Regions from separate parts of the Mus musculus genome. Here region 1 is linked to region 2. A link is a contact called in ENCODE POLR2A ChIA-PET data. All regions are on one chromosome and are shown on one strand. Each heading gives the region's core, a stretch centred on a gene start or an enhancer-like site at or near the end of the contact. The rest is flanking DNA. Distances are from core to core; before and after follow the strand shown.

What was found. ChIA-PET counts read pairs that join two places held with the same protein, here RNA polymerase II (POLR2A).
Region 1: POLR2A ChIA-PET joins it to region 2 with 26 read pairs in Patski. The contact joins the promoter of Lrrc8a here to the promoter of Tbc1d13 in region 2. POLR2A ChIA-PET finds 5 or more read pairs at or near these places in 4 of 5 experiments (Patski and embryonic stem cell).

What each region holds. Positions count from the first base shown.
Region 1 is chr2:30,235,851-30,240,018 of GRCm38, forward strand. Lrrc8a (leucine rich repeat containing 8A VRAC subunit A) reads left to right here and starts at 1,919. Exons shown (of 4, transcript NM_177725.4): 1 at 1,919-1,955. It overlaps 1700084E18Rik (RIKEN cDNA 1700084E18 gene), which reads right to left and starts at 1,781. Exons shown (of 1, transcript NR_028299.1): 1 at 1,347-1,781.
Region 2 is chr2:30,131,253-30,135,076 of GRCm38, forward strand. Tbc1d13 (TBC1 domain family, member 13) reads left to right here and starts at 2,494. Exons shown (of 12, transcript NM_146252.3): 1 at 2,494-2,660; 2 at 3,545-3,618. The coding sequence starts at 2,638.

The DNA.
Region 1 (4,168 bases), core at 669-3,168, 100 kb after region 2:
AGAAAAACAACCGCAGACTGTTTCAATGTCCCAGGTGGTATTATTTGCAGATCCCCTGTGACTGGAGCTGTGGGCCACCATGTGGGTGCTGGGGAATCGAACCTTGGACCTTTGGAAGAGAAGCCAATGTTCTTTTTTAGTTTTTTGAGACAGGGTTTCTCTGTGCAGCCCTGGCTGTCCTGGAACTCACTCTGTAGACCAGGCTGGCCTCGAACTCAGAAATCCGCCTGCCTCTGCCTCCCAAGTGCTGGGATAAAAGGCATGGCCACCACGCCAGGCAGGATATCTTTTCTTGATGATCCATCCTGTTTCTCTTGTCCAGTGGTATCTGAATTTCTCTGTTGTATGTTTTTCTTCTCCTGGGAAGATAAAAACAAAACCCTGCCCCAACCCTAACTCTGGATTCTTTTGTGGACTAGCAGGGTATATCTTTCCCAGGGCAAAATGCTTTTTGGCAACAGAAAAAAAAAGCATTATCTTTGAAGTTGAAATTATTATTATTTTTAAAGTTTGAAACTAAATATACCTTAGTATGTGGATAAATATACTTATATCCCCCTTTCTCTTTATATAAATTTAAGGTTAAGGGGCTGGGCTGGAGAGATGGCTCAGCAGCTAAGAGCACTGACTGCTCTTCCAGAGGTCCTGTCACTGTAAAAGGGGGCGGAGATCATTCAGTGAGGGAAGGGTCATCTGTACAGCCTGTGTATATTAGTCAGCTGGTGCACACACCACTGATACCCAACTCCACAAAAACTCATTGCTGTGCTCCCTGCCTTTCTTCTTTCACGTAAGCTACTGGAACTCGTCCCATACTGGAGTACATGAAACACTTTGTTTTAATAGCTGAACAATTTCCCAACCTAAGGATTACTACAGTTAGCCTGGGAATTATGAGGACCCGGGAAGATTAACACACACACACAGCTAGCGTCTGGAGGCTTGGTTCTGAAGATGTGGTTTTATCCTCAGCTCAGCTCAAAATTCGCTGCTAACGTTAGGCTGGAGGTTTCCCGATAGAGAATTCCCCTCACACCCTCTGCCAATCCTCTATCTCCAGCCAGAAGCCGGGGAACCGGACAAAGAGATCCCCACCAGAAGCCCTTGCTTACAAAAGTCGGAGCAAAATACTGGATAAAGCAGATACTTAGTTTCAAAGTGACCACTGGACTCAGGACACACCTACCAGATTCCTAAACTCCAATACCTTCTCAAGCACGGCACTACCTCTCTCCCCTCTTCTACAAAAAGTTCCTAACCCAGTCCAGTCCAACGACTTCAAAGATCTCCTAGTGTGAGACAGTGAACTCGCCGGGGCGCGACTAATCGCCCAAGAAACCTTTAAATTTAGTTCAACTGTGTTTATTGCAGCGGCGGCGGAGAAGCCATTCAGTTAACTCGGAATTATGCGGCTTTTCAGGGACAACCGTCGCAAGCCGGACGTGTCGAGGCGCGCGTCAGCATCAGCAGGGCAGTTACATTTGCGGGCACCTGAAGAGTTTGGGCAGCGAGTCAGCTAACGAGCAGCACTAAAGGTATGAGGACGCTGGCCCAATGGCGATCGGAACCCGAACAAAGGAGGTGAGCGGATACTTGCGTCAGCTTGGGTCACTTGGCCGCTCTGGCCAGAGTAACGCATCCCTTAAGTTGCAGGGATCCCTGTCCCTTTAAGGGGGCTTAGTTCTGTCCCGTTACTTCCGCCCCGAAGTGGCTTGGCGCAGGCACGTGGACGGGAGTAGGGTGAAGCCGCCTCAAGCTTTCCCCTTAACAGACATGGCGACGGCCGGGATGCCGCGGGTGCGTCCGGCCGTGACGTCACTTCCGGGGCGGGGGAGGCAGAGTGGTGCAGTGAGGGACAAACAAAAGGAGGCGCTGGAGGAGCGCGGCGGCGGGCGGCCGGACTGGGAGGTGGAGGGCCCGGGCTGCCTGCGGGCGGCTGCGAGCGGAGAGCCCAGGTGAGCGGGTCGGGTGGGGGATGAGACGCGCGCTGTCACCGCACGGGACGCTCTCCTCGGACGCGCGCTCCGCCCCTTCAAGTTCTGCGGGGCTCTCGCTGCCCAGGGGCGCCGGCCACCCTGGCCCCGCGCTGGGCTTCGCTCCGCCCTGCCTCCCGCGGGCGCCGGCTCCGGTCTCCACCCTCCAGGCCGTGCGGCGGCGCGCGAGCCCCCTCCCGGGCACCCTGTTCTCCGCGCGCCTCTCACCCGAGTTTCCGCCGCGGTCCTCAGGCCGCACTTGCCGCGCTGGTCCCCGCAGATCCGCGCCCCTTGGCGCACGCGCCCCCTTCCCAGAGGTTCCACCCGGGGTTCTCTTGACAGCTCCCCCACCAGCTCTTACAGTTCTTGGCCGTGGGCTTCCCGGCGCCGGCTTCTCTTTAGACCACTCCCTCTTCCTGATCTCCCGGACTGTCCCCTGCTATGGGGAAGGGAGCACAGGCTTTTGGGACCTCAGACTGGGGCTCCCTGAACGACCGACTCCTGATATGAGAGTCTGTTTCGTTCTGTCCCTGTTTTGTGCATCTCTTGGGCAGGAGTGACAAGTACAGGAGGTTGTTGGTGAGCTGGAGGTCAGCAAAGGCGACCCCAAGCTGAAGGAACAGCAGAGTTCGGGATGACAGTGGCAGGGGGTGGGGGCTTGTTTTTTGAGATAGGGTCTCAACTATGTAGCCTTGACTGTCCTCAAACTCTCTCTGTAAACCAGGCTGGCTGGCCTCGAGCTCACGGAGATTCACCTGTCTGGTTCCTGAGTGCTGGGTAGAGACGTGGGCCTCTAACCTCTGTTTGAGACCAGGGTTCTTGAACCTGCCATGCACTGGACTGGAGTGAGTCAAGATGGGCTGGTTCTGCTTGATACAGTTGTTGTCTTGTTTTGAAAGAACACATTGAGTGAGCATTAGCTTTTTCTTGATGGGAACTGGGCTGACATAGTGGTAGTTCTAGGACAGCCACTCTTGTACAACCTCCTCTAACGCTGCCCTAGCTAGGACAGGGACAGCTTTAAGGATGAGGTGTGGAGGGGAGAGAGTCTTTGTGAGGATGGGGACACTTGTCTGCTGAATTTTGGAGACAGAAATGAGTAGCCAGAGGCTACAAAGTCTTTTCCTGCCTTGCAAGTGTGTCAGTGGTCTCTTTAACTCTGCCATCTGTGTTATGTCCTCTGAAGTAGAGAAAATGGCCAGTGCAGGAAGAATAAGTTGACCATTGAGGGTAGGAGAGGGGGTATATTCAGAGGCTCAGGGGTGGTGCCAGTGGGCTAGGCCGTTCATCCTGCTGTTTCCTTGATGAAGGTCGGGCTCTCCTCCAGCTGTCATGGGCAGGCAAGGGCAGGTGAGCAGTGTTGGAGGACAGCTTCCTGGAGATTTTCTGGGGTCTGAAGCTCCACATTGTTTGGGGGATGGTGTACAAAGCAGGGACCAGAGAAGCAATTGACAATACCTCCCACACCCAGGAGTCAGCCTCACATTCCTGTTCTCCATACCTAAGGCACATTTGCTAGGATGGAGTTTCCTTGCAAATCTGAATGGCCTTTGTGGAGGGCATGGGCTTCTGAGGGTCAGCCTAATGGGGCAGAACCCCCGCTTGCTGCCTGGAACCAGCCTGTTCCTAGGTCACTGTCCTGAGACTGTAGATTTTCCAGGTTTTTACAGAGACATTGAAGGGCAGGCTGACCAGTGAAGACCTCTTGATAACTCAGAAGGAATAAATGCAGACATTAAATAAATATAGACTACAGTGGTCCTGAAGCAGCCCAGAGGAGAGAGGAGGGAGTCTTGGTCATTGAGCAGGCTATCCAGAGTACATGTCCTTCAAGAAGGGACTAGAAGAGTCAGTGAGTCCAGAGTCCTACTTCAGCCCTGGCTGTGAAGTAGACAAGTAACTGTTCAGTATCAACAGTGTTCCAGTCCTGTCTGAGACAGAGGGTGGGGCAGAGGTGGACTGGATGGCCTCTGGTGCTTTGCTGCATGGTCACGTATAGCCTGCCTGTCTTGTCTTCCTGTGGCTTGGGGGACTGAGTTTGGCCTCCATCCTTTACCAGAGCCGACATCTCCACAAGTGTGACAGCTGCTTCCCAGCCCCTCCTAGACACTCCACCTCCCAGGTCCTGCTGTCTGCTGCTTCCTTCCTGGTTAACTACTGCTATATTGCTCTAACTCCCTCATAGCTGGGCCACA
Region 2 (3,824 bases), core at 1,244-3,743:
CACATTTGCATTGCAGGTTCCGGTAATGGTCAGGGTGACTTTCTTTGAATTAACACTCTTTGAACACAGGAAGCGGGTGGGTGGAGGAATGTCGCTGTTTTATGATTAGCATACCTTGGAGCACTGCGTTTACTACTCTTTCAAGTTCAAATCCCAGAAACCACATGGTGGCTCACAACCATCTGTGATGGGATCCGATGCCCTCTTCTGGTGAGTCTGAAGACAGTGAAAACTTATCAGGCATTGTGGGGTGTGCTTATAATACCAGAACAGGGGAGGCAGAGACCTGAGTATCAAGAATTCAAGCTAACCTTTGCTTATAATAATATAGTGAGTTTGAAGTCTCCTGAACTACCAGAGACCCTGTCTCAAAATAAGAAAGGATGGAGGAAGGGAGGGAAGAAGGAAAGATTTACCTCAAGCAGGGCATGGTAGTGGTGGCACACGCCTTTACTCCCAGCGCTCAGGACACAGAGGCAGGAGGCACATCTGTGGGTTCAAGGCCAGCCTGCTCTACAGAGTGAGTGCCAGGACAGCCAGGGCCACACAGAGATACCCAGTCTCAAAACCAAAACAAAACAAAGCAAAAAGAAAAAAAAAGAAAGATTGAAAGACTCACCTTATATGGAATATCAAGGTTCAAGAAAAAAAAGAGCAAACTTGAAAAGGTGAACAGAGTTGGTGGTGAGTCCAGACCGCACTGAGAGTAGTGAGTTTGGGTTTCAAATTAACAAAGGGTGGTTGTGGTAGTTTGAATAGGAATGTCCCACAGACTCATGTGTTTGAATGCTTGGCCACAGGAGATGACACTGTTAGGAGATGTGGCCTTATTGAAGGAAGTATGTCACTCTGCAAATACTTTTTTTTTTTTTTTTTTTTTTTTTTTTTGGTTTTTTCGAGACAGGGTTTCTCTATGTAGCCCTGGCTGTCCTGGAACTCACTTTGTAGACCAGGCTGGCCTTGAACTCAGAAATCTGCCTGCCTCTGCCTCCCGAGTTCTGGGATTAAAGGCCTGTGCCACCACGTTGGGCTTTTTTTTTTTTTAAGATTTAATTAGTTATTTTATGTATATGAGTACACTGTAGCTGTCTTCAGATAGACCAGAAGAAGGCATCAGATCTCATTACAGATGGTTGTGAGACACCATGTGGTTGCTGGGAATTGAACTCAGTACCTTTGGAAGAGCAGTAGTGCTCGTAACCACTGAACCATCTCTCCAGCCCCCAGCTCTCTTTTTTAAATTAAAAAAAACATTGTGTGTGTGTGGGAGGGGTACTGAAGAAATAGTTCAGAAGTTAAGAGCTCTAGTTACTCTTTCTGAGGGTCTAGTTCATTTCCCAGCTCACAACTATCTACAACTCCAGTTCCACAGGAATCCAACACTCTTCTGACCTCCAGGCAGGTAAGTGGTGCACAGACATACATGCAGGCAAAGCACCCATACACATAATTTACAGAAGAAATTGTGTGCCTGTGTGTGCAAATATGTGTAGCAATAACGTGTGTATAGGGGCCCTGACCTAAAGGCCATTTGCTTTCCTTGATGGCTCTCCCCTTTATTCACTGAAGGTAGTCCAGCGAGTCTGTTTGCCGTCTAAACCTTGCACATTCCCGCCCCTCTTGGCAGCTCTTTCATGAATTCTGTGGATCCAAACGCCAGAGCTCACGCTCACGTGAGTGCTTTATTCCCTGGAGCATCAACAGCGAATTCACTTCTAGCAGAGTGAACTTCTTGAACCTTCAACTTCTGATCTTCCTGCTTCCACCTCTCAAATGCTGGCATTACTGGCATGTTTCCCCAAATCCAGCTACAAGGAGTGCTGAACCTGAAACCTGGTTTCGTGCATGCTAGCCAATGATTTTCATAGTTGCTCTTTTAAGTTCACACTCACAACTGAGTTTACCAACTGAGTTACACCCTTAGCTCCTGTTTTTCATTTTCTATTGCTTTAAAATTGTGCAATTACAGAAATTCTACTTGGGGATGGGAGTGCGGGGGAGGGGAGGAGTTTCAAGACAGAGTTTCTCTGTGTGGCTCTTCCTGTCCTGGAACTCTGTAGGTCAGTTCAAAGATCCTCCTGCTTCTAGCTGGGATTAAAGGCGTGAGCTACCACCGCCAGGCTTGCCAGAATTCTAGTTTATGAACTTCCAAAGTCAAGGAAACCTTGAGCTGTACTCCTCCGGCTCCTCCGAGAGGTATTTACTGAGCAACAGGGTCATTTCCATAAGGAAGGACTCGACATTGAATGAGACCACACCGGAGACTAAGTCTAGTTCAAACAACTAGTTCAATCAACCAAACAACTGTACCGCAGTTAATGACAGGGAGTGAGAGAGATAGACAAGTGTATTCAGTAATCAGAAACTGAGGGCGGGAGACTCATAGCCAGCGGGATCACTGACAGTCACGCCGTCCTGACGCTCAACTGACGGTTTGCCTAGCCTTAAAGAAGTCCCCGTCACGTGACCCTTGGGCGGACCCAGCGCGGCCCCGCCCCCGCGGAACGCGCACGCTCCAAGTTCTGCTTCCTGCCGGAGGCTTTTGCCCAGCGCCCCGTGTCCCCGGAGGGAGGGGGGCGGTGGCGGTGGCGGCAGCTGGGGCTGCAGAAGCAGCTCGGGAGTCCGGAAGTCAACACCATGTCGAGTCTGCACAAGAGCCGGTAAGGAGACCTGAGGTCAAGACTGCACCCAGACCGCTCCGTCCAGGCCGGGCCTTCGCACAGAGAGAGCTGCTCAGCGCATGTGCGGCCAAGAACAGCCCCCTCCCCCGGCGGCGAGCCCCCTTACGGTCTCATTGCCTGTGTGGCAGAGGCGAGAAGCAGAGATGCTTCTCTTACCTCAGTGTCACCTTTCTTTCTCTCTCACTCGGGACCCCTTTCCCTAGTGTCTCCCTTGTCCAGCCCCCTATTACCCTCCCCGCTTCCTCGCTCTAGGATTCGCACCTTCCCCCGCCCCCAAATGCCCCTGTCCCTGTGCTCCATGCTCATGAGAAACACCAGGGGATCCAGGTTCTCCAATCTGGCCTCTTAAATCCACCTCCTACCCCCACCCCAGGCACATCTTGCAACGCCCGCTAAATTCTGGTCACTCCAGGACTAATTTTTAGTCTTTTGTCTTTGCCTGAGGGCAGGCCCGAGAAGTCTGTGCCCCCTCCCCTTTACCCAGCCAAGAGCTTCGGGAGCCATGGGGAGATTGTACAAGTCTGTTGTCTGTGGATCCAATTACTCCTGGTTGCAGGAAGCTTGGTTGTGTGAATTCGGGTAGTGGTGTGCTGTGGGCTGGGCTTGGCCGCAGCAAGTGCCCAGGAAATGCCAGCTCGCTAACAGTGGACAGTGCTTAATGTTAAGTTCTCACTTCAAACCCTTTGGATTAGAATACCTCTCATGGCTTTTCGTTGACATGGCAGATCTTAGAGGAAGAAACTTGTATTGTCCACTTCCCTAAGCTGGTAGTTGGAGACCGTTGGGAGTGAAAGATCTTTGGGCTGGCTGCAAGAGTGGTCATTAAGCCTGTTACCTTGGCGTTTCCTTTTCTGCCCTTGAAGGATTGCAGATTTCCAGGATGTCCTGAAGGAGCCCTCCATTGTGTTGGAAAAGCTTCGAGAACTCAGTTTTAGTGGTAAGATGCACTTTTACTCAGGGTTTCCCTGGAAACCTGCCTGCCGGCAGAAAGCTGGCCCTTAGCTGGGGGGGGGGGGTGATCCCCCAAATCCCTTGAAGTGGCCTGAAGACTGCACCGGTGGTAACCCTTTGTGCCTAGGGAAGGCCTCTCAGCATTTCTCAGCTCGTTTCTTGAGTTAAGGAAGTTGCAGGGTGGTTCCCGGG